Regions from separate parts of the Homo sapiens genome. Here all the other regions are linked to region 1. The links are chromatin contacts, found by Hi-C or POLR2A ChIA-PET in ENCODE. All regions are on one chromosome and are shown on one strand. The core of a region is the stretch at or near the end of the contact, and the rest is flanking DNA. Distances in the headings are between cores, read along the strand shown.

Region 1 (5,882 bases), core at 1,167-3,666:
TCTAGAAAGACTAGATATTTCATATAACTTGTCCACCACATACACAGCACTGTTAAATAAAATTGCACACACATAACAATGGTTATCATCTGAGGTATCTTCTAAATGTGGCCATTTTGGCCTTGAATCATTCCCTCCTCCCTTCCTTCTCTGCCTTCAATCCAGTGGACAAGTACAGGCACGTGTAATGCTTAGAGATGGTCAAACAAATTCCTATGCAAAAGTCTTTACAGAAGACAAGTTTTCCTACGAATTTCAACACAAAGTGTACAAAATATGCTAATTTTACTCCTTTGTCATACACTGGCAACCTCTTTAACATCTAGAGACTAGATGTTGAAAAATTAGGACTATTTGTCCATTATATATACTATATACAGAGCAAAACAAAATGCACAAAACATATAGAAAAATGGTGTCTGAAAATGTCCAAGTATGAACACACTAGTAATATTACCTTTTGCAATTTCTTCCCTCCTACCTCCTCTAAACTATTGAACAAGTATAGACATTACTATACTGTTCACAAAGGTGGCTTCACAATTCAATTTCCAAAAGCATTTCCTATGAATTTTAGCAAAAAGATATTTACAAAGTGGTATTTTACTACCTATACATTTAACATACATCGGGCACTTCTAAACATCTAGATAGACTAGATGTTTCAAGTAAGGAGTTAATTTGTCTACTATGTATACAGCAGTCTTGAATAAACTGCAAACATGTAACAACAGTTATAATTTGAAAGAGTCTTCCAAATGTGAACATTCTGGCCTAGAACCCTTCCCATCTCCATCAACCCAGAAGACATCAAATTTTCAGAAGACAATCTTTCCTAGGACTTGTAAAACAAAATGTACAAAATATATTAGTTTACTAACTCTACTTTTGTCATACACTGGCAACCTCTTTAACATCCAGAAAGACTAGATGTTGTCAATTAGGACTCGTCTGTCCTTTATGTACACTATATACACAGATAAGTAAAACAAAATGCACAGACATAATGATTCATCTTGCCTCGCTGTAAACAGGATGGCATAGAGCTCTCTGCACCTCCCCCTCCTCTCTCCTCCCCTGAACCACTGCACAAACACAATGAGTATTACTCAACAGGTGATTTGGCCATTCCCCCCCAAAAATATTTCCTATGAATTGTAACAAAAAGGTATTTACAAAATGTGATTTTGCTACCTCTAATTTTAACATATCAGGCACTTCAGAACATCTAAAAAGAAGAGACATTTCAAAAAAGCTTAGCATTGTCAACTATATACACAGTAGTGAGGAATAAAATGCACACAAAACAATGGATAGAATATGAAAATGTCTTCTAAATATGACCAGTCTAGCATAGAACCTTCTTCTCTTCCTTCTCAGGTCTTCCAGCTCCATGTCATCTAACCCACTTAACAAACGTGGACGTATCGCTTCCAGAGGCCGTCTTAACAACTCCATTTCCAAAAGTCATCTCCAGAAGACATGTATTTTCTATGATTTCTTTTAAACAAATGAGAATTTACAAGATGTGTAACTTTCTAACTCTATTTTATCATACGTCGGCAACCTCTTTCCATCTAGAAGGGCTAGATGTGACAAATGTTTTCTATTAAAAGGTTGGGGTGGAGTTGAGAGCAGCTTTTTCATATTATATACACAGGCCTTCCATAAACGGCCAGTAAATCTTCCCAGAGGGTGGTGGGCATTTCCAACGGGCCAAACGTGGCCTGTCATTCTACCATTTCTCTCTTCCGACAGCAAAGTCTGGTAGAATGAAGACCAACCGCCCGATGGCCGCTAACCGTTCCACCCGTCGTCGTTCGGGACTTCGCTCACCTTCCAGGCCCCTTAAGGCCTTTGTCCGTTGTCGTCAGGACTAGGTAGGTCTCGCCCAATGGCGACAGAGTGGTCACCCGGGAACCGGATCTGCGCGGCTCCGTGGCCTAAAGAGGCGGCCGAGCCTGCTTGCGTCCCTAGGCCGCCTTCCCGGGCCGTCCACGCCTTAATGGCCTCCGCCGCGCGGCGTTCGAGCTGCCGCCATACTTCCCGGCCCACCACGCCCAGCGCCGCCCAAAGGCGCTGCGTCCCGGCGGCTCTGCGGGGGTTTCGTCGAGGCTTGGGTCGGGAGACCCGGGTGCCGGCGGGGTCCGGGCTGGGAGACGCCACGGCCGCCATTAGTCACCGAGGTGGGGTGGGAAAGAGAGGTTCGCTGCGGCTTCAAGGTCTGGGCACAGCCAGTGGGCGGGCACAGCCAGTGGGCAGCCACAGCAGAGGCCTCCGTTATCTGCAGGGCAGAGGGCTCGGCCTGTCCCGGGGCCCCCCAGTTCACCCGCCGGCCCGGGGCCGGAGGGCCTGGAGGGCCCTGGAGGAGCGGGCTGCGTTCTGCGTCTCTCCGCGATCTCTGCCGGACCGGAACTGACTTGGCAGTTCTCTGCGCTGGCAAGAGAGGAGCGGTACCGGAAGTGCCCTTGCGCTGGGGGCCCGCGAGCCGTGGTTCCGGGTCTGCAATGTTCCGGCGTGGGGGTGGGGAATGGGGAATGGGGTGTGGTCACGTGGGGTTAGGGCCCCCTCCACCCCGCTTGCTCTTCGCAACGGAAATTGCTACTGGCCTCAGAATTCCCTGAGCAAACGTTGCTTCTCTATCTCCTTACTCCTCCGGTGCTGGATAAGAAGACTCCAATATTTCATTTATTGACTCATTTACCACCTGTTTACCGAGCACCTATGTGCCTCTAAGCACGGGGGAGTGCAGCAGTAAAGAAAAAAACACAGGAAAATTTCTGCTCTCCTAAAATTTACATTCTAGTAAGGGAAACAACAATAAACAAGATCCTTAAAATGCATAAAAGGGTAGATAGCGAAAGTGCTTTGGAAACATAAAAAGGAAAGAGGAATATGAAGTGCAGGTGCGGAATGCTTTATAGTACGGCCAGGTGACTCTGGAGCAGAGACCCGAAGGAGGCGAGGGGATGAGCCATGCTTGGAGATGTCTGTAGGGGAACAGCTTATGCACAGGCCACAAAGCCGAAGCATGTGGGCCAGGCCTGTTCCAGGAACAGCAAAGAGGCTGGGGAAGAGAGGAGAGAAATGGGACCATGGGAGGGAGTTGAACTGCAGTGCGGGAGAGCTGAAGTGGAGGCAGGGGCAGAAGCAGGGAGACCTGATAACTGACTGTTGCAATCAAGCAGGTGAGCTATGATAGGGACTTATGCCAGGGCGACGACAGCAAAGGGGGCAAAAAGTGGTTGAATTCAGGGGTTGACATAAGCTCAAGTCTATAAGATTTGCTGACGGACCAGATGTGAAGTGGGAGAGCGAGAACTGAAAGATGACTCCACACTTTTTGGCCTGAGCAAATGAAAAGGCAGCCGCCTTAAGTGAGATGGAAGAAACCATGGGAGGAGCAAGCTTTGGGGAGAACACCAGGAGCTGAGTTTTAGGCATGTTAAGTTTGAGATGTCTGTTTGACATTCAAGTGGAAATGTCAAGCAGACAGATGGATTTATGAGTCTGGCATTCAGGGAAAGGTTTGAACTGGAGATGAATCTTTGGGAGTCGTCAGCATATAGATGTCTTTAAAACCTTGAGGCTGCATGAGAGAACCAAGAGAGGGACAAGGTCTGAGGTCTGATCCCTGGGTAACGTTTACAGGTCAGGGAATGAGAAGGAACCAGCAAAGGAGACTGAGAAGCGACCAGGGTGGTAGGAGAACAACCAGGAGAGTGTGGTGTCCTGGAAGTAAATGAGGAAAGTGTTTCAAGGGGAATTTATCAACAGTGTCAAATGCTGCTGATGTGTCAATTAAGATAAGGTTGGAAATGACACTTCCAGCTTTTAGAATTAATGCTGTGATGAACTTCCTCGTGAATTTTCACATTTTGTGTAGACTTCTGAATTCCTTTGGGTTTTTTTGTTTTTTGTTTTAGATGGAGTCTTGCGCTGTCACCTAGTCTAGAGTGCAGTGGCGCGATCTTGGCTCACTACAACCTCCACCTCCCAGGTTGAAGTGATTCTCCTACCTCAGCCTCACGAGTAGCTGGGATTATAGGCGCCCGCCACCGCGCCCAGCTAATTTTTGTATTTTTGAGTAGAGACGGGGGTTTCACCATGTTGGCCAGGCTGGTCTCGAACTTCTGACCTCGTGATCCACCTGCCTTGGCCTCCCAAAGTGCTGGGATTACAGGCGTGAGCCACCGCCCCCAGCCTCTGAGTTCCTTTGTTTGTATTTGTATTTTTATTTTTTTTTTTTGAGGCAGAGTCTTGCTCTGTTGCCCAGGCTGTAGTGAAATGGTGCGATCTTGACTCACTGCAACCTCCACCTCCTGGGTTCAAGTGATTCTCCTGCCTCAGCCTCCCAAGTAGCTGGGATTACAGGCACTCGCCACCAGGCCAGGCTAATTTTTTGTATTTTTAGTAGAGACGGGGTTTTACCCTGTTGGTCAGGCTGGTCTCGAACTTGTGACCTCAGGTGATCCACCCACCTTCGCCTCCCAAAGTGCTGGGATTACAGGTGTGAGCCACCGCACCTGGCCTGCATTTTTATTATTTTTAAAATTATTTATTTATTTATTTATGTTTGAGACAGGGTCTCGCTCTGTCATCCAGGCTGGAGTGCAGTGGTGCCATCTCGGCCCACTGCAACCTCCAACTCCTGAGTTCAAATGATTCTCCTGCTTCAGCCTCCCAAGTAGCTGGGACTACAAACGTGTGCCACCATGCCCAGCTAATTTTTGTATTTTTAGTATAGATGAGATTTCACTGTGTTGGCCAGGCTGGTTTCAAACTCCTGACCTCAGGTGATCCACCTGCCTCGGCTTCCCAAAGTGCTGGGAGTACAAGCATGAGCTACCACCACTGGCCCTGAGTTCCTTTGGATACAATTCTGGAAATGTAAAGAAAGATCAAAGGATTAAGACTCTTGATGCAGACTCAGACATGATTCCCAGGAGGAAAATCCTGCAGTCAGAAAGGCCTTGCTGGTGGAAGGTGGACAGGAGAGGTGGCGAGAAGTCCAGGGGCTCTAGTCCACAATGAGATGACAAGGCCCTGAGCCAGGAGAGTTGCACAGAAGTAGAAAACCGGTGAAGTGAGTGTTTCTAGCATTTCAAGAGAAGAAGCCAGTGGGCTGAATACCTGAGAGAAGAGGGAGGAGGGGAAGGAAGAGCCATGGATTATACAAGTTTCAAACACTAGCGCTAATGGGTAGTTTGGTAGTTGATACATTAGCCAAGACAAGGAGTAGGAGAGGCTCCTGGTCCCCTTTCTGAGCTTCCCACCGCCTAAGCAGCCAAACATGTGGGTATTCCTGGAACCTAAAGATGAGGATGATGAAAAACATGTATACATCCTGCTTTCTTTTTCTTTTTCTTTTATTATTTTTTTTCCGAGACGCAGTCTTGCTGTGTCTGGGCTGGAGTGAAGTGGTGTGATCTCGGCTCCCTGCAACCCTCGCCTCCCAGGTTCAAGCGATTCTCCTGACTCAGCCTCCTGAGTAACTGGGATTACAGGCACGTGCCACCACATCCCTTTAATTTTTGTATTCTTAGTAGGGATGGGATTTCACCATGTTGGCCAGGCTGGTCTGGAACTCTTGACCTCATGATCCGCCCACCTCGGCCTCCCAAAGTGCTGAGATTACAGGCATGAGCCACTGTGCTCAGCATACATTCTGCTTTCTACCTGATAGCTCTACTTGAATGTTCCAACAGTATCTGAAACTCCTCTTGTGCAAAACAAAACTCTTGGTATCTCCCCAGAGCCTGCTCTTCCCTATCAGTAAATGGCAGTATCATCCACCTGTTTCCCAAGTAATATGGTTTGGCTGTGTCTCCATCCAAATCTCATCTTGAATTGTACTCCTATAATTCCCACACGTTATGGGA
Region 2 (5,882 bases), core at 1,823-4,322, 790 kb after region 1:
TCCCAGCTACTCGGAAGGCTGAGGCAGGAGAATTGCTTGAACCCGGGAGGTGGAAGTTGCAGTGAGCAGCGATCACGCTACTGTACTCCAGCCTGGGTGACAGAGCAAGACTTCATCTCAAAAAAAAAAAAAAAAAGAAAAAAGGAAGAGCATCCCCTGGCCAGGCAGCATTCTGGACTCCGTGTGGCTGAATCCTCCTACAAACCCCAGGAGGGTAGGAATGTCACCCCCACTCTACAGATGAGGAAAGTGAGGCTCAAAGAAGGGAGGTAACCTGCACAGGTCACCTAGGAATGAAACCCAAAGCCAGAACATTTTCTCCAGCAACATCTGTATCTGAGGAAGGGGGCGTGCTCCTGGTGTGTCCTTGGCTTCCCACAGGAGTCACTTTAGACCAGAGTTTAGATCCCAGATTCCCTGGACCTGACCTCCTTGTATCCGGTCTCAGCTCCTCACGGGTCCTGGGAATGTATGTTGTGAACAAGCCCTCCTGGTGATTTTTATCCACCCTGGGAGGCTGAGATCCTGGCCTACCCTCGCCCCCAGACTACTAGTCTACTACTACTACCAACCAGTCCTACTAGCCTACTACTACTAGTAGTCCTACTGATGTATTGCTCAGAAGAACTTATACTTGCTGTGTGAGTTCTTCTCAGCAATAAGAAAACCACAACCAGACCAGGCATGGTGGCTCACACCTGTAATCCCAGCACTTTGGGAGGCCGACGTGGGTAGATCACCTGAGGTCAGGAGTTAGAGACCAGCCTGGCCAACACAGAGAAACCCCATCTCTACTAAAAATACGAAAATTAGCTGGACATGGTGGCGCATGCCTGTAATCCCAGCTACTTGGGAGGCTGAGGTAGGAGAATTGCTGGAACCCAGGAGGCAGAGGTTGCTGAGATCACACCACTGCACTCCAGCCTGGGTGACAGAGTGAGACCCTGCCTTAAAAAAAAAAAGAAAAAGAAAACCACAACCAATACATGTTTATTTCCAGACCTAGTATTTAATACTCTCTTCACTTGAATTATTTCATTTTATCCTCACAAAAACCTCTAGAGGGAGGGACTCATTTTATCTCCATTTTCCATGAGGAAACAAGCTCAGAGATGTGAAGGAACTTACCCAAGGCCACACAGCAAACGTGGCACAGCAGCTCTCCGCCCCGTGACCTTGCCCTCCTCATGCTGGGCAAAGGCCCCACCGAGGTTCTGTAGGTCCTGTCAACGGTGAGGACCAGCAGAGAGGGAGAGCTGGGGGTTGGGGGGGGGCACTGAGGCCTGTGGTTTTATTCATGACCCCCCACCCCACCCCACCAATACCCCTCTGCTCCATAAAACCACAGGAGCTCAAAAGCCCTGAGGATTCAGCTGGTCAAAAGCCACATTTAACAGAAGGGGAAAATGAGGCACCAAGCGGTAGGGGCAAGTCAGGGCATGGACCACGGAGCTGGCAGAGCAAGTTGGGGAAGTCCCAGAGGTACCCTCCTAGGCAGCGCCCGCCCCCTCCCCACTCGGGTCCATCAAGCCCTCCAAGACGATGCCAGGGAAAGCAGCATTCTGATAACTTCCCAAAACCCCCCAGAACGACCCCAGCACATGGGGCTCAGGGTGGTGGCCAGAGGTGTCCATCCAGCTCAGGCCCCAGGCCCGCAGATGAGCTCAGCGCTCCAGCTGCAGCGTGGGGAGAGGAGGGAGGGAAGGGCAAGAGGGATGCTGATTGGCTAATTCAAACCCCAACAGAAACGGCCCCTCCTCTCCGCCCAGACTCCGGAGAGCCACACACCCGCTCCCCACACCCGCCTCCCCGCCGCCGCCGCCGCTGCTCTAGCTCCACCCACGGAGGCGCCGCAGCCGGCAGCTAGCTCCAGGTCCCAGCCTCTCCTCCGCCTCTTCCTCATCTTTCTGAAGTCTGACATTTTTTTGTGTCCCTCCCAGAAATCCTCCACTATATGCCCAAACGCAGATTCCTCTGAGCTTCTCCAGCTATTCCCTCCCCCTCCCCATCTCCTCCCTACTGCCTTCCCCCACCACCCCCCACCCCTCCCAACCCAGTGATTGGAATCTGAATATGCCCGGGAGCTGCCCTGTCAAGTAGAGGTACGCTTTGAACTTGGAAACTAACTCATTCTTTTTTTTCTTTTAGAGAGAGACCTTGTCGCTCTGTCGCCCAGGCTGGAGTGCAGTGCTGCAATCATAGCTCACTGAAACCTTTAACTCCTGGACTCAAGCAATCCTCTGGCCTTGGCCTCCCATATAGCTGGGACTATAGGCACTTGCCACCACGCCCAGCTAATTTTTTTTTTTTTTTTTTTTTTTTTTGAGACAGAGTTTCACTCTGTCACCCAGGCTGGACTGCAATGGTGTGAGCTCACTGCAACCTCGGCCTCCCAGGTTCAAGCGATTCATCTGCCTCAGCCTCCTGAGTAGCTGGGAGTACAGGCGTGTACCACCACACCCGGCTCATTTTGTATTTTTAGTAGAGCCGGGGTTTCACCATGTTGGCCAGGCTGGTCTCGAACTCCTGACCTCAGGTGATCCATCCGCCTCGGCCTGCCAAAGTGCTAGGATTACAGGTGTGAGCCACCACCCCCAGCCTCTGCTAATTTTTTTTATTTTTTTGTAGAGATAGGGTCTTGCTATGTTGCCCAGCCTGATTTCCAACTATTGGCCTCTAGCGATCCTCCCACTTCAGCCTCCCAAAGCGCTGGGATTCTGGGATTACAGGCATGAGCCTCCACCTCTGGCGGAGACACAACCATTGGTTGCCTCATGTGTAGGACAGCACTACAATCCCATTGTGCACCAACAAGACCACAGGGGGCGCCAGCAGCTTCCTGGAACAGGCACTCCTGTTTACCTCCCCTGGTTCTGCTGGCCTTTGAAACCATGGCTCTCCCTGGTCCCTTAACAAAGGTTTTTCTTTTATATTCCACTGGAAAGGCTATAGGGCTTGAGTTTGCCAGTGTCTTCCAACAGAAGGGACTTCTCCCCAGGTAAGTGTGTGGCTGACTCGCATCCTGCCGCTCCCCTGGGTCCTCACAGGAGCCATCTTCTGCCACCTTCCTCTTTCCCCCTTCCTGGCTCAGGCCCACTTCTCCCTTGGGCCTTCACTCAGAAGTCACCCCTGCAGGAAGCCTCCCTAGGGCCCCATCCCAGCTCCTCGTGTCACCAGATCACACTGGGCTGAGTTCTGAGGGCAGAGGGCCGGGCCTGGGGGCCCTGGAGTTCTCACCACCAGACCAGAGCTTCCGAAGACAGGCAGGGGGACATCCCACCTGCCAACCTCCCACCCACCCTTCCCCTGCTTCCTGAAGCAGAGAGCAGTGAGGCCAAGCTGGAGGCTTGGGAGGCTCATGAGCCTGGGCTCTGCCACCAACACACTGAGCGCCCCTTGACCTTCGGCAGGTATTGCTTTTCTCTGAACCTCAGATTCTTCATCAAGAAAATGGAAATAATGATAGCTAACATTTTTGAGTCCTTATGCTGGCATTTTACCCACATTATTATTATTATTATTATTATTATTATTATTATTATTATTATTTTTGAGACGGAGTCTCACTCTGTCACCCTGGCTGGAGTGCAGTGGCGCGATCTCAGCTCACTGCAACCTCCGCCTCCCGGGTTCAAGCGATTCTCCTGTCTCAGCCCCTGAGTAGCTGGGATTACAGGCGGGAACCACCACACTCGGCTAATTTGTGTATTTTTAGTAGAGATGGGGTTTCACCATGTTGGCCAGGCTGGTCTCGAACTCCTGACCTCAGGTGATCTGCCCGCCTCGGCCTCCCAAAGTGCTGGGATTACAGGCATGAGCCACTGTGCCCAGCCCGCATTATTTCATTTAATCCTCATATAACCCTGTGAGATAGAGATTGCTGCAAACCCATTTTACAGATGAGGACACTGAAATTGATGACTTTGCTCAAAATAATAAAGTTCAGGTATATTGGAGCCAAGATTTAAACCAGCCTTGACCAACTCTAGGCCTTCACTACTTCTCTTTGTTTTTTTTTTTTTGAGACGGAGTCTCGCTCTGTCGCCCAGGCTGGAGTGCAGTGGTGACACGATCTTGGCTCACTGCAAGCTCCGCCTCGTGGGTTCACGCCATTCTCCTGCCTCAGCCTCCCGAGTAGCTGGGACTACACATGCCTGCCACCACACCTGGCTAATTTTTTGTGTTTTCAGTAGAGACAGGGTTTCACTGTATTAGCCAGGATGGTCTCGAGGCCTTCACTACTTTTCATTAGCATAATTAAGGAACCTCTGCCTGACACCGTGGCTCATCCTTGTAATCCCAGCACTTTGGGAGGCCAAGGCAGGAGGATCACTTGAGCCCAGAAGTTTGAGACCAGCCTGGGCAACATAATGAGACCCCATCTCTACAACATATAGAAAAATTAGCCAGGTGTGGTGGTGTGTGCCTGTAGTCCCAGCTACTCAGGAAGCTGAGGTGGGGGTAGCCCAGGAGGTGGAGGCTACAGTGAGCTATGATCACATCACTGCCTGATACCTAGGCAACAGAGCAAGACCTTGTCTCTAAAAAAACAAGAAGAAAAAGAAACCCCCATGGAACTGTGCGGGGACAATTAGAGGCTAGCACCAGGTGGTGGTTGATACTCAATAAACAGTAGCTTCTCAGCCAGGCGCAGTGGCTCATGCCTGTAACCCCAGCACTTTGGGAGGCCAAGGTGGGCAGATCACCTGAGGTCAGGAGTTCGAAACCAGGCTGGCCAACATGGTGAAACCCTGTCTCTACTAAAAATACAAAAATTAGCCGGGTGTGGTGGCAGGTGCCTGTAATCCCAGCTACTTGGGAGGCTGAGGCAAGAGAAATCGCTTGATCCCGGGAGGCAGAAGTTGCAGTGAGCTGAGATCGCGCCATTGCATTCCAGCCTGGGCAACAAGAGAGAAACTCTGTCTCAAAGGAAAAAAAAAAAACAGTAGCTGCTGCTAGTAGGAAGGATTCATATTATGATATCATTTTGGGATACCCTTGATAGAAGCCCTGTGGGTTCACCAGGAATTCCTACTTAGATGAGGAAACTGAGGCCCAGAGAGGTGGTAGAACTTGGCCATGGACACACGGAAATGAGATGCAAGGCCAACCTGGGCCCCACTTAGACTTGTGGTCCCATCCCAGCAACAAGGGCACCCGAGCCCAGGCTGACCTTGACATCCTGCTCCAGACCACGGATAAGCTCGCCGTCCACCTGGCCGGTCTGGGCGGCACGGAGACTGCGGCGCTCGGCTTTGCGCAGCCGGTACTGCAGGATGCGGCAGGTCTTGCTGGCCTGGTCCAGCTGCTGTCGCAGCTCCTGCAGCTGATACACGTCCTCCTCCATATAGACGTCCCGCATCTCCAGCATCTCGGCCCGCAGCTCCTCAATCTCGTCCTGCGGAGGGAAGGAAGAGTCAGGTCACTGGGCCCACAGTAGCAGCTAGGAGGCCGGAGTACTGGCCACACCTAGGACTGAATGAAGCACCGTGGGGGACCTGGATGTGGCAGGCTGAATGACAGACCTCCAAAGACGTCCATGTTCACATTCCCAGGATCTGTGAATGTTGCCTTACATGGCAAAAGAGACTTTGCAAATATGAGTAAATTAAGGATCCCAAGACAGGGAAACAGAAGCAGAGGCTGGAGTGAGATGCTTTGATGTTGGAGGAAGGGGCTGTGATGACGGAGGAAGGGGGTGCCTCTCAAGGCAAGGAAAAGGTTTCTCCCCTGGAGCCTTCCCGAGGAATGCAGCCCTGCCCAAACCTTGATTTCTAGACCTTTGACCTCCAGGATCAGAAGATAATAATCTGGTGTTCATTTTTTTGTTGTTTTTGAGACGGAGTCTCACTCTGTTGCCCAGGCTGGAGTGTAGTGGCACA
Region 3 (5,882 bases), core at 969-3,468, 600 kb before region 1:
CCAAGAGCTGGGGGAAAAGTGGTCTAGGTAGCTGGCATAGTGTATGCAAACGCCCTGAGGCAGAAAAGAGCTTGATGTGCATAATATTTAGATTGTTTCATTTGTATTTCAAATATTGTTGCAGTGAACATTCAAGCACAATGCCTGTTGTGGGATTATTTCCCTAGGATGGAATCCCACACCACTGCTTCTTTGCATCGTTTTCTCTGTCTAGTGCCTGGAGATGTTCCTTTTCCCCTCTCTAGATAGTTTGCCTTTCAGAATCCGTGTCCTTCCTTCCCCTTTTACTCTCCACTTTCTCTATTTCTCAAATTAGCTATTAAGATCTTTTTTGTGTTCTTACAGGAGAAAGATAAAATATAGCTTTTAAGCGTTCCTTTCTCAGGTTACCTTTGGCTGTGGATTAACCTGAAGCCTTGCTGTTTCACTCGAGCTATCCACTCATTCACCCATTCACTCAGCACTTATTGAGCACCTATTTTGTACCAGGCCTTGTGCTGAGCGCTATAGTCAGATGACCAAATTACAGTCTCTACGCTCAAGCTCACAATCTCATGCAGCGCTTCCTAAAACGTGTTCCCAATTATCAGAATCACCCTGGGTACTTTCTAAAATGCAGATTCCTGGACTCCACCCCCGGTTTAGGGATTCTCTGGGGGTGGAAACCAAGAGTCTGCATTTACCAGTTTTGTTTTTAATTCCTACTAAAAATTGAGAACCACTGAGTGCAAGAGTGAGGCAGGTAAATGGAGTTTACAACTCTAAGAAAGTGCATTAACAATTTATACACAAGGCCGGGCGCGGTGGCTCACGCCTGTAATCCCAGCCCTTTGGGAGGCCGAGGCGGGAGGATCACGAGGTCAAGAGAGATCGAGACCATCCTGGCCAACATGGTGAAATCCTGTCTCTACTAAAAATACAAAAATTAGCCGGGCGTGGTGGCGGGCGCCTGTAGTCCCAGCTACTCGGGAGGCTGAGGCAGGAGAATTACTTGAACCTGGGAGGCAGAGGTTGCAGTGAGCCGAGATCGTGCCAATGCACTCCAGCCTGGCGACAGAGCAAGACTCCATTTCAAAAAAAAAAAAAAAAATTTATACACAAAATGCTACAGGAATAACGCATGGGTCCTATTGGGAAGAAAAAGTTCTCTAGAAGTCAGGCTTAAGCAGAACTGCAGCTCCGGGACGGATTAAGTCAGGTAAAGGTAACACTCTGTGCAGAGACATGCAGACAAAACCGAGTGTTGAGTAAGTAACTCGCCTGTAAGTGTTATGCTGCCTGAAGCTTCTCGGAGCGTCTGAGCAGCAAGGTGAACAACCCTCAGAAACCGGTCGCGCTGCCAGTATTATCGCTAACCAGTGGCAGCGAGCCCCTTTGTTTCTCGGCAGTTGTAATTGTAGTCTGGTTTGTAGGTGGAGCTGTGCGCAGGCGCACCTAGAACCAGGTGACCTTGCACATGCGCTGTATGTAACACTGAAGCCAAAAGCGAAATGATTGAGGGCAATTTTTCTTTTCTGCTTCCGAAATGTCCCTTTCGCGAATCCAGAGACCCTGACCGTCCCCATTTCTGGCTAGGGATCTTATAATTCTTAAAATAATACCCCCTTTCCTTCAGGGCCTCTCTAGTAAGTCGGCTGCCAATACCCAACATGGCGGGAGGCCCTGCGCCGGCTCAGTCTGCCTATAGGTGCAGGACTTGGAGGGGCGGGCCCCTCCCAAAGGGCGGGAGTTTGGGGGGGCGGGGCCTGGCCCTCTGCCTCGGGGTGGGCTCCGCCCCCGTCCCCCGCAGGGCCTTAGCAGCGGCTGCCGCAGCTCAATCGCGGAGCAACTAGCCGGGCGTCTGCGGGAGCCGAGCGTGGTGAGGTGGGGCCTCAGGGGCAGGTGGGAGGTGCTCGGGTTAACCGTCCGAGGCCCGGAGACCCGCCCGTCTAGGGCGCCTGAGGGAATCCCGTTCGGGCAGCGGCCTCTTGTTACCCGGGAGGAACCCGAGGCCCAGAGAGGGGCTGGGACGCGTCGTTAGGGCCCGGGGCCCGCTTGCCTCAGCTTCTTGCTGCCGCCAGCACGCTAAGCTCCAGTCGGCGCCGAAGGAGAGCTTCCCGACCCTCGTGTCCAGTAGCCGCAATCCCAGGCTGGGAGGGTGAGGCGCCGCGCTCTGCCGCCCCCCCGCCCCTCGCTCCCTGTGTCCTGGCGGATTTGCACGTAATCTATCCGAAAGCCCAGTCCCACCCGCCACCCGACTCTGGAGCTCCCATTCTTCAGGACCCTGCTGAAGTATCGCTTCTCAGCCGCCTTCTCCAGGCGCAGCTGCATTCGCTTCTCGGTTTTTGCACTCGCTGTGCACCGAGTTACTTTCCCGGCCCCTCGTTGACACCGTAAGCTCGTTCGTTAGATGTTATGCCTTGCCTTTTTCATCTCTAGATCCCAGGGCCTAGCACGTGATGATAATAGTCATGGCTTACTGTACGGAATGATCACAAATTGTCAGGTGCTACTGAATGCATTACACATAAGGGCCCATTTATTTATTTATTTAGAGACGGAGTTTCGCGCTTGTTGCCCAGGCTGGAGTGCAATGGCGCGATCTCGGCTCACCTCAACCTCCGCCTCCCGGGTTCAAGCGATTCTCCTGCCTCAGCCTCCCAAGTAGCTGGGATTGCAGGCATGCGCCACCACACCCGGCTAATTTTATGTTTTTAGTAGAGACGGGGTTTCTCCATGTTGGTCAGGCTGATCTCGAACTCCCGACCTCAGGTGATCCGCCCGCTTCGGCCTCCCAAAGTGCTGGGATTACAGGCGTGAGCCACCGCGCTCAGCCAAAGGCCTATTTAATCTTCCCAACAATCCTATGGGGTGAGTTCTTTCTATAGCTTCACGTTTTACCCATGAAGAAACTGAGGTATTCATAGAAAAAGTAATTTGCCAGGAGTCCCACAACTAATAAGTGGATGGAGCTGGGAAACTGTCCCCAGGGCATTTGATGACTTGACTAGATTGCCTTTGGGTTTAATCAACGTCTGTTGAATTGATCTTTACTTTGGCCCTGGGAGTTATTGGAGGCTAGGCTTGTGATCAGTATTTTACCGCGAAGGCTTAGAAAGGAGAACTGGTCCCAGATTTATAGAGGTCACAACAAAACCAAGGCTACTGGTACGCCCTCTGTTCCTTTAGTTCTTCTATCTTTCTTTGCTCCTTTTCGATCAGAAAGCTGCAGACATAGGTGTCATTATCGCTCACTATTTAAGAAGTGCCCCTCACAGAGCTGTGAGTTCGTAGTCCATGCTTTAACTAATGTAATGTTCATGCTTTAACAGCTAATGTAATGGAGAGAGTGTAGAATTTGGAATCAGATTGGGGTTCAGTCATTGCTCTGCCACTGACCAAGCTATAAGTTATATGCCTCCCCCCACTTTTTTTTTTTTTTTTGAGACCTGGTCTCAGTCACCCAGGCTGGAGTGCAGTGGTGCGATCTGGGTTCACTGGAACATCCTGTCTCCCAGGTTCAGGCGATTCTCCCGCCTCAGCCTCCTGAGTAGCTGGGATTACAGGCGCCCGCCACCGTGCCTGGCTAATTTTTGTATTTCTAGGAGAGATGGGGTTTTGCCATGTTGGCCAAGCTGGTCTCGAACTCCTGGCCTCAAATGATCTGCCCAACTCAGCCTCCCAAAGTGCTGGGATTACAGTTGTGAGCCACCACACCCAGCCTGTTTTTTTGCTTTTTATATAGGTAATAGAGCTGTTAGCATTTTGCAAGACCATTGGTGATAATATGGATCATGTTACCTAATGTCCTATAATAGTCAGTAATAATGGGCACTTGTTATAAACCAGGCTGTGTTTTAGGTAGGAGCTGGGAATACAGCATTCGATAAAACAATGCTTTTGCACTTGTGGAATTTGCATTTTGGTAAGTATATTACATAATAATTAGATAGGGACAGAAAAAGCATGGTAAGGTAAATAAAAGTACTAGTGTTATGTGGAGAGGTGATAGTATTTTATTTATTTATTTATTTGAGCATCTTGTCCCAGGCTGGAGTGCAGTGGCGTGATCACAGCTCACTGCAGCCTCGAACTCCTTGGCTCAAGCAGCCCTCCCACCTTAACTTCCCAAGTAGCTGGGACTACAGGTGAATGCCACACAGCCAGCAATTTTTTTTTTTTTAATAGAGATGGGAATCTCCCTGTGTTGCCCAGGCTGGTCTTGAACTCCTGGCCTCAAGAGATCCTCCCACCTTGGTGAAACTCTGTCTCTACTAAAAATACAAAAAAATTAGCTGGTCGTGGTGGCACATGCTTGTAATCCCAGCTACTCAGGAGGCTGAGACATGAGAATTGCCTGAACCGGGGAGGCAGAGGTTGCAGTGAGCTGAGATCATGCCAGTGCACTACAGCCTGGGTAACAGAGCCAGATCCTGTCTCAAAAACAAAACAAAACACTGGATGAGATTACCTTGGAAATTAATGGAGATGGAGAAGAGGTCTGAAGCCTTGAGGTTTCCAAACTTTAGATACTGGGGAGATGAGAAAAGGCAGCAAAGGAGACTGAGTGGGAGAGGCCAGAGGTTGGAAGAGAGCAACAGAGAGGCCCCACATGAGATTTAAATAAGGAGCTGCATGCTAATTTGTTTTTTTCAGGAGTAAGAAACAAATTATGTCTGTACACAAATGTCTATACTGTAGTTTCTTTCTCAGTAAATAAAATGTTTGTGTCCTCAAGTATTTTTCTGTTTTTGCTTTAAGTGACAAATTCTATTTAATACCATTCTGCATCTTAGTCCTTGTAGCATTTATGCCTCTATTCCAAGTTTAGGTGGTAGTGTTGCTTCTCTTTTAAACTTTATTTAAATACTCCTTTTGTAGTATTTTGGATGAGAGAGGATCAAATACATAATTTATCTCACTCTTCTGTCACTTTCCACTCCAGGTTCACAGGTGGCTGTTGGTCTTTAGTAAGGGTGCTGTCTTCCCTGTCTGATCCTTAGCAAAAGTAGGAAGGTAGGTCTTGTTCATTTCTGTACCACTGTGGCAGACTCCTGATACTGAGTTGAAATTCATGAGTGTTTATGGGATAAATTAATGTACAAAAGAAATGAATCTTTCCCTTTTTCCTGCAGTAATGATAACATTGGCTCAGTGGTTTACAGCTTAGAAGTACACTGACACTCATTATCTTATTTAGATGTAATCCAATTTGTTAGTTTGCCAGCTACTGCTCTTTTCCCTTTCTCAGGCACATTGAAATTTACTTTCCCTTTGGGGGCTCTGCTAGTTTATTCCTAGCAGATCTGATCTGGCAGTGTGTTTGTAAAAGGATGCTGAACTGTGTCTTGAGGAAGCTCAGAATGAAATCTGAATTTCAGAAAGATTCCTGAGATAATTTTTCTCTGTCTCTTCTCTTTTATTCTTGTTTTAATAAATTTTAGTTTTATGAGGATTGTTTTGGTTTTAAAAAACTTTAAATCATTTTTTAAAACTATTTTTTACAACAATTTTAGGGTTACAGAAAAATTGCATAGTACAGAGAGTTCCTGTATACCTTGCACCCAGTCTCCCCTTTTAGTATGGTATATTTGCTATAATGCAAATCTTTTTTTTTTTTTTTTTTTTTTTTTTTTGAGATGGAGCCTTGCTCTTGTCGCCCAGGCTGGACAGTGTTGGCCAGGCTGGTCTCGAACTCCTGACCTCAAGTGATCCGCCTGCCTCAGCCTCCCAAAGTGCTGGGATTACAGGTGTGAGCCACTGTGCCTGGCCATGCAAATCATTTTTTGAGATAAGTGGGGCATATAAAAATATAAACAAAATGAAGTTGCTTTATCTCTACAAGCCTCAGTTTCCTTATCTGCAAGATGAGGGGGGTGGACTAAATTTCTAAATAGCTTTAA
Region 4 (5,882 bases), core at 2,536-5,035, 550 kb after region 1:
TGTAAAAGAGGTTTTGTAACAATGGTACACTTCCAAACCAGTCAGTTTGGAAGCTCTTGGCCCTCTGAAGTTTCCCTGAAAATCAGTGATATGAGGCAGATTGATTACCAGGAAAAAAGGCATACAATTTGATTTAACGTGTATACACAGGAGTCTTCAGAATGAAGACCCAGCTCCCCAACTCCCCAATAAGGTACAGAAGCTTCTTTTTTTTTTTTTTAGATGGAGTTTCGCTCTTGTTGCCCAAGCTGGAGTGCAATGGCACGATCTCGGCTCACTGCAACCTCCGTCTCCCAGGTTCAAGCAATTCTCCTGCCTCAGCCTCCTGAATAGCTGGAATTACAGGCACATGCCACTACGTTCGGCTAATTTTTTGTAATCTTAGTAGAGATGGGGTTTCTCCATGTTGGTCAGGCTGGTGTCGAACTCCTAACCTAAGGTGATCCACTCGCCTCGGCCTCCCAAAGTGCTGAGATTACAGGTGTGAGCCACTGCACCCGACCAGGTACAGAAGCTTCTGTACCATCTTGAGGTTACAGAAAGAATGGGGGCTTGGATCCTGGTAGAACAGGTTATGGGAAGGGGGAGCAAGGAATTTTACTGAGGGACAACAAATGATTATTAGGAAGAATGGATCAGAAACAGAAATTAACCTGTAAATAGTTATCTTTGGAATTTAAATTATTCTTGGAGACAGTCATTACCTTGAAAAAGGGTCTGTTCAGGTGTGGTTACACTGTCTTCTCTTCTGCAATAGAAAGCGAGATAGCTGGGTGTGGTGGCTCACGCCTGTAATCCCATCACTTTGGGAGGCCGAGGCGGGCGGATCACGAGGTCAGGAGATCAAGACTGTCCTGACTAACACGGTTAAACCCTGTCTCTACTAAAAATACAAAAAATTAGCCAGGCATGGTGGCGGGTGCCTGTAGTCCCAGCTACTGGGGAGGCTGAGGCAGGAGAATGGCGTGAACCCAGTCAGCCGATATCGCGCCACTGCACTCCAGCCTGGGCAACAGAGCGAGACTCCGTCCCAAAAAAAAAAGAAAGTGAGATAACAGGGAGAGGAACAAGAACTCTTCTCCTTGGTGGGTCAGTCATATCTTTATGTAGATACGGGAAAAGTCTCTTCCAGCACCTTGATTAGGTTTTCAAGTTCAGATATTCATTATGCTAGGCACAGTGGGTCATGCCTGTAATCCCAACACATTGGGAGACCGAGGTGGGAGGACTGCTTGAGCCCAGGAGTTCAAGACCAGCCTAGGCAACATAGTGAGACCCTGTCTCTACAGAAAATTAAAAAACAAAAACAAAAAAAAACAAACCTGTCAGGGTGTGGTGGCTCATGCCTGTAATCCCAGCCCTTTGGGAGGCTGAGGCAGGCGGATCACTTGAGGTCAGGAATTTGAGACCAGCCTGGACAAGATGGCAAAATCCCATCTCTACTGAAAAATACAAAAATTAGCCAGGTTGTGGTGGTACGCATCTGTATTCCCAGCTTCTGGGGAGACTAAGTCAATAGAACTGGTTGAATCTGGGAGGCAGAGGTTGCAGTGAGCTGAGATCATGCCACTGCACTCCAGCTTGGGCGACAGAGTGAGACTCTGTCTATAAAAAAAAAAAAAAAAATCTTAGCCAGGTTGGTGGCATGTGCCTGTGCCTGCAGCTCCAGCTACTTGGGAAGTTGAGGTGGGAAGATCGCTTGAGCCCAGAAGATCAAAGCTGCAGTGAGCCCTGATCATGCCACCGCATTTGAGCACGGGCAACAGAGTGAGACCCTGTCTTAAAAACTAAACTAAAATAGTCATTATACTAGGGAGCCATATTTTGGGGTAAAATATTTTGATTTCCTTCAACTGGCTAAGCTTTACCATTTCATATGGGAGGGAAACTGGATCAGAAAAGAGGCAGGGCTGAAAAGAACAAGACCCACGGGGAAACTTAGGACAAAAGGAGTGCACCCATATAACGTATACGGCCCTTCCACCAGTTCCAGACAGTAACGTGATCACAGTATGTTTCACCTTGGGGGTCCAGCCCCACTTAATCTACTGAAACAATGTCAGGGTGGGCTTGGGGTGGAAAACAGCAGCTATAGTATTCTGGAAAAGCTCTCTAGGAGGTTTTTTGTTTGTTTTTTGTTTTGTTTTTGAGACCAAGTCTTGCTCTGTTGCCCAGGCTGGAGTGCAATGGCGCGATCTTGGCTCACTGCAACCTCCACCTCCCAGGTTCAAACAATTCTCATGCCTCGAGCCTCCTGAGAAGCTGGGATTACAGGTCCCCACCACCACGCCCGGCTAATTTTTTTTGCATTTTTAGTAGAGACGGGCTTTCAACCATGTTGGCCAGGCTGGTCTCGAACTCCTGACCTCAAGTGATCCACCGACCTCGGCCTTCCAAAGTGCTGGGATTATGGGAGTGAGCCACTGCGCCTGGCCTCCCTAGGGAGGTTCTATTACTCCTGAAAAGTGAAGAATTACAGGTGAATGTTGATAGGTATGCAAAAGATACTCTGACCTGTTTAAAAAAAAAAAAGATACTCTCAGCTTTAAAGTTTAACGGTTAAGAGCACAGATTCTGGAGTCAGACACACCCAGGTACCAGATACATTACTTGTCTTTATAAATCCACTGTCCAGAGGCCGGGTGAGGTGGCTCACGCCTGTAATCCTAGCACTTTGGGAGGCCAAGATGGGCGGATTGCCTGAGCTCAGGAGTTCGAGACCAGCCTGGGCAACATAGTGAAACCCCCGTCTCTACTAAAATACAAAAAAAACTAGTGGAGCGTGGTAGTGGGCGCCTGTGATCCCAGCTACGTGGGAGGCTGAGGCACGAGAATCGCTTGAACCCGGGAGGTGGAGGTTGCAGTGAGCAGAGACCGTGCCGTCTCAAAAAAAAAAAAAAAAAAAAATCCACTGTCCAGAAGGGATGTGCCTTGGTCTCTGGACTTACCAGCACAGTGAGCCTGGCACCACCTGGAGGGCCACCGGAAGGAGCCCCATCCCCAGGGGTTCTGAGTCAGTAGGCGTGGAATGGGGGCCGAGAACCTGCGCCTCTACCCAGTTCCCAGGCGATACGGCCGCTGCTGATCCGGAAGCTCACTTTGTGAACCACTGACGCAGCACATGGTGAGGACGCTGTATGTGAACACTCAGATATCCTGATACCTAACCCAATCCTTGTATTTGCCGCCCAGGAGTCCCCGGTTGGGTCCACCTTGCTATACGGCCTCAGAATCTCATTTCCTCTTTTGGGGTCTCAGGGCTCTCGTGTGCCAAAAGAGGGTGCTGGGCAAGATGAAATGGTTAGTTATTACAGAAGAGTTAACATCTTCAACAAGGCCCTACAGAACTTGCAGGGTTAGGGGAGAAAATAAGCGGGCTAAATCCTGTGGGGCAGCTTGGAGCTACCCTGGAGCAAGGTCTGGGCTCAGCAGGCGAGTAGGTCGCAAGGAAAGGTAGAGCCGCTCCTGCCCCACTCGCTGCTCGAGGGGCAGCTGTGGCCGACTGGGCGACGCTGACGTCCAGCCTCGGTTTTCCCCTACCTCCTCGGTCTCCACAGCGCCTCCTGGCGCCCATGTCACCGTTCTACCAAGATTGTCCCTCCCCTCACACCTTACCGCGAGCCCGGCGGATGCTGACGTCATTTCCGCCACGAGTAGCGCGCTTGCGCCAAGGCGCCGGTCGCTGTTTCACTCGGATGGCTTCGCGGTCGCCGATTGGCTGCGTGAGCACGTCGGCGGGAGGGCGCGCGACACTGCACCGCCCCTCCCTTCGCGGCGCCTGCTCTGTAGAGCCGGCGGAACCGGGTAGCTTGGCCAGGTTGTGAGGAACCGCAGCGCGCCGCAGGACCGGGCCGCTGAGCCTGCAGCCGCCCCGCGCCGTGACCTGCGACCCTAGACCCCGACTCCCTTTGGCTCAGCCCGCGCGCCCCAGGCCCGGCCCGGGCGGCGCGACGGGAGGATGAGCGGCGGGCGGCGGAAGGAGGAGCCGCCTCAGCCGCAGCTGGCCAACGGGGCCCTCAAAGTCTCCGTCTGGAGTAAGGTGCTGCGGAGCGACGCGGCCTGGGAGGATAAGGTACGGTGGAGTCTGAACAGGGCGCGGGTGCGAGGAGTCGGCTGGGACTCGGGGAACGGAAGACTGGCGCGGGCCTGCCCTCGTCCTCGTTCCGGCACAATCGAGTAGGGCAGTGGGGCGGGTGGCCCAAGGGTGTCAGAGCAAACTTGGCGGGCACTGGGCGGACAGCTGGGCTTGGAGCTCCCCGAAGGGTGGCCTAAGGATGAAGCCCCCTAGTTATGCGGAATTGGCGAGGAGCGGGGAGAGGCGTTGTCATTCGCGGGCAGGGTTTGTGCCTGAACTGGGAAAGGGAGCTGAATTCGATTCGGCCTCCGCCTTTTATGTGCAGTAGGGTTTTGAGTAGGTTACTTGTTTCTTTCGAATTAAGTAGCACAAACATTAACAGTAACAGACTTCTGCTGAGAATGCTTTCTACGTGCCAGGTGCTCTGCAAGCGGAATCTCGTTTAACTCAGAATAACTCTGAAGTGGGGTACTGTGGTACATTAAAGCCTTTTGCACATAGTGAGGCTCGCTAATCTTGAGCTGCTGTTGCTTGTTGAATGTAAAGGACCGAATACTTTGATAAGCATGAGTCAAGAGGGGAGACTGAGACCACCCGCTGGGTGAGTGTGAGGTGTGGGGGTGGAGAAACGCCACCAGATATGTGCGAGAATTGGTTGGGACTTCAGAACGTTCTTACTCGTCCCATTCGGAGGATGCTTCGTAACTCTGCTCCATGATCTGGAAGGGGCCATCACAAACAGCTTGATTCCAGGTAGCTTGAAAAGCGTATTATATTTGCAGTCATTTCTTGGTTTTCTGGGCTGCCGAAGTGGATTTTCCTTCCTGAAGTTCCTGTAAAGGGGGATGGGAGGCACTTCCTGAAGGTGCCCTTGTTCTGCCCCCAGCCCTGCCCAGCTCTTGCAAAACCTGCAGTCTCTAATCTGCTGTGTCATTTCTTTCTTTTCTTGTATAAGGACTGGTTTCTGGAATCTAGGGCAGATCAGAAACCTGAGTCGTCTGTGTTCTTCCATTAAACTTAAATATAGTGGCACCTGCCTCCAGCATTTATGGTTCTAATCCGTATGTGCGGCCAGTAGCACAATTATTATCACAGTCATTTCATTACAGGCCATATTATATATGCACCTCTAGAATTTTGATTTAGAGCACAGATTCTGGAAGTGATCGCTTAATGATGTCTAAATGTATCTTTTTTTTTTTTTTTTTTTGAGACGGAGTTTCACTCTTGTTGCCCTGCAACCTCCACCTCCCAGGTTCAAGCAATTCTCTTGCCTCAGCCTCCCAAGTAGCTGGGATTAAAGGCGCCCGCCACAACACCCGGCTAATTTTTTGTATTTTTAGTAGAGACAGGGTTTCACCATGTTGGCCGGGCTGGTCTTGAACTCCTGACATCAGGTGATCCACCCGCCTCGGCCTCCCAAAGTGCTGGGATTACAGGCTTCAGCCACCACGCCCAGCCCCTAAATGTATCATTTCTACCACATTTTAGTATAAGTAAGAGGTGAAACAGGAAGCACATACTGTTGCCTTTGGGGGGAAACAAATTTCCTGGATATGTTTAGCAGAAAGGTTTAATATTCTCCCCTTTTGCTGTCTTGTGGCACCCACTCCAGATAATTCTTGCATTTTCTGTCTTTTCTACAGGATGAATTTTTAGATGTGATCTACTGGTTCCGACAGATCATTGCTGTGGTCCTGGGTGTCATTTGGGGAGTTTTGCCATTACGAGGGTTCTTGGGAATAGCAGGGTAAGTCTTGGGTATCTTATATTTTCATGGTATCATTTCTTTTTAAATAGAGGCTTT

What was found. Hi-C counts contacts between places; a loop is a spot of excess contacts on that map. ChIA-PET counts read pairs that join two places held with the same protein, here RNA polymerase II (POLR2A). Pooled maps may share reads with other maps.
Region 2: a loop to region 1 is called in a pooled map, with 5 times the contacts of the local background. The contact joins the enhancer-like site here to the promoter of NORAD in region 1. A Hi-C loop is called at or near these places in 1 of 37 single-sample maps with no recorded cell type and 6 of 50 pooled maps. POLR2A ChIA-PET finds 5 or more read pairs at or near these places in 2 of 52 experiments (B cell and GM10248).
Region 3: a loop to region 1 is called in a pooled map, with 10 times the contacts of the local background. The contact joins the promoter of CEP250 here to the promoter of NORAD in region 1. A Hi-C loop is called at or near these places in 1 of 168 maps with a recorded cell type or tissue (B cell) and 6 of 50 pooled maps. POLR2A ChIA-PET finds 5 or more read pairs at or near these places in 2 of 52 experiments (Caco-2 and activated CD4-positive, alpha-beta T cell).
Region 4: a pooled map shows a loop between it and region 1 (29-fold over the local background). The contact joins the promoter of RAB5IF here to the promoter of NORAD in region 1. A Hi-C loop is called at or near these places in 3 of 37 single-sample maps with no recorded cell type and 6 of 50 pooled maps. POLR2A ChIA-PET finds 5 or more read pairs at or near these places in 3 of 52 experiments (HEK293, RWPE1 and activated CD4-positive, alpha-beta T cell).

Annotation. Positions count from the first base shown.
Region 1 is chr20:36,048,544-36,054,425 of GRCh38, forward strand. It overlaps NORAD (non-coding RNA activated by DNA damage), which reads right to left and starts at 2,417. Exons shown (of 1, transcript NR_027451.1): 1 at 1-2,417. RefSeq lists enhancers at 1,414-2,613, 2,094-2,665, 5,660-5,839 and a silencer at 2,153-2,362.
Region 2 is chr20:36,834,044-36,839,925 of GRCh38, forward strand. It overlaps MTCL2 (microtubule crosslinking factor 2), which reads right to left. Exons shown (of 15, transcript NM_080627.4): 2 at 5,174-5,398. Among named protein-coding and RNA genes, the nearest start is that of MTCL2, 27 kb to the right of the region's middle. RefSeq lists an enhancer at 1,370-1,429 and a silencer at 1,660-1,949. Within about 2 kb of position 3,073, at least 24 of the 41 ENCODE cell types and tissues checked have a DNase peak (open chromatin) inside an H3K27ac peak, as active enhancers do; they include B cell, where a contact is called at or near this core.
Region 3 is chr20:35,453,380-35,459,261 of GRCh38, forward strand. It overlaps CEP250 (centrosomal protein 250), which reads left to right and starts at 2,219. Exons shown (of 35, transcript NM_007186.6): 1 at 2,219-2,372; 2 at 4,925-4,995. It overlaps MIR1289-1 (microRNA 1289-1), which reads right to left and starts at 718; the gene lies at 575-718. It also overlaps a transcript of GDF5 not described here. RefSeq lists enhancers at 1,154-1,203, 1,464-1,613 and a silencer at 1,634-2,013.
Region 4 is chr20:36,601,994-36,607,875 of GRCh38, forward strand. RAB5IF (RAB5 interacting factor) reads left to right here and starts at 3,786. Exons shown (of 4, transcript NM_018840.5): 1 at 3,786-4,072; 2 at 5,722-5,825. The coding sequence starts at 3,959. TGIF2-RAB5IF (TGIF2-RAB5IF readthrough) reads left to right here. Exons shown (of 5, transcript NM_001199535.2): 3 at 5,722-5,825. RefSeq lists enhancers at 2,660-2,709, 3,440-3,579, 4,931-5,882 and silencers at 2,701-3,100, 3,780-4,089.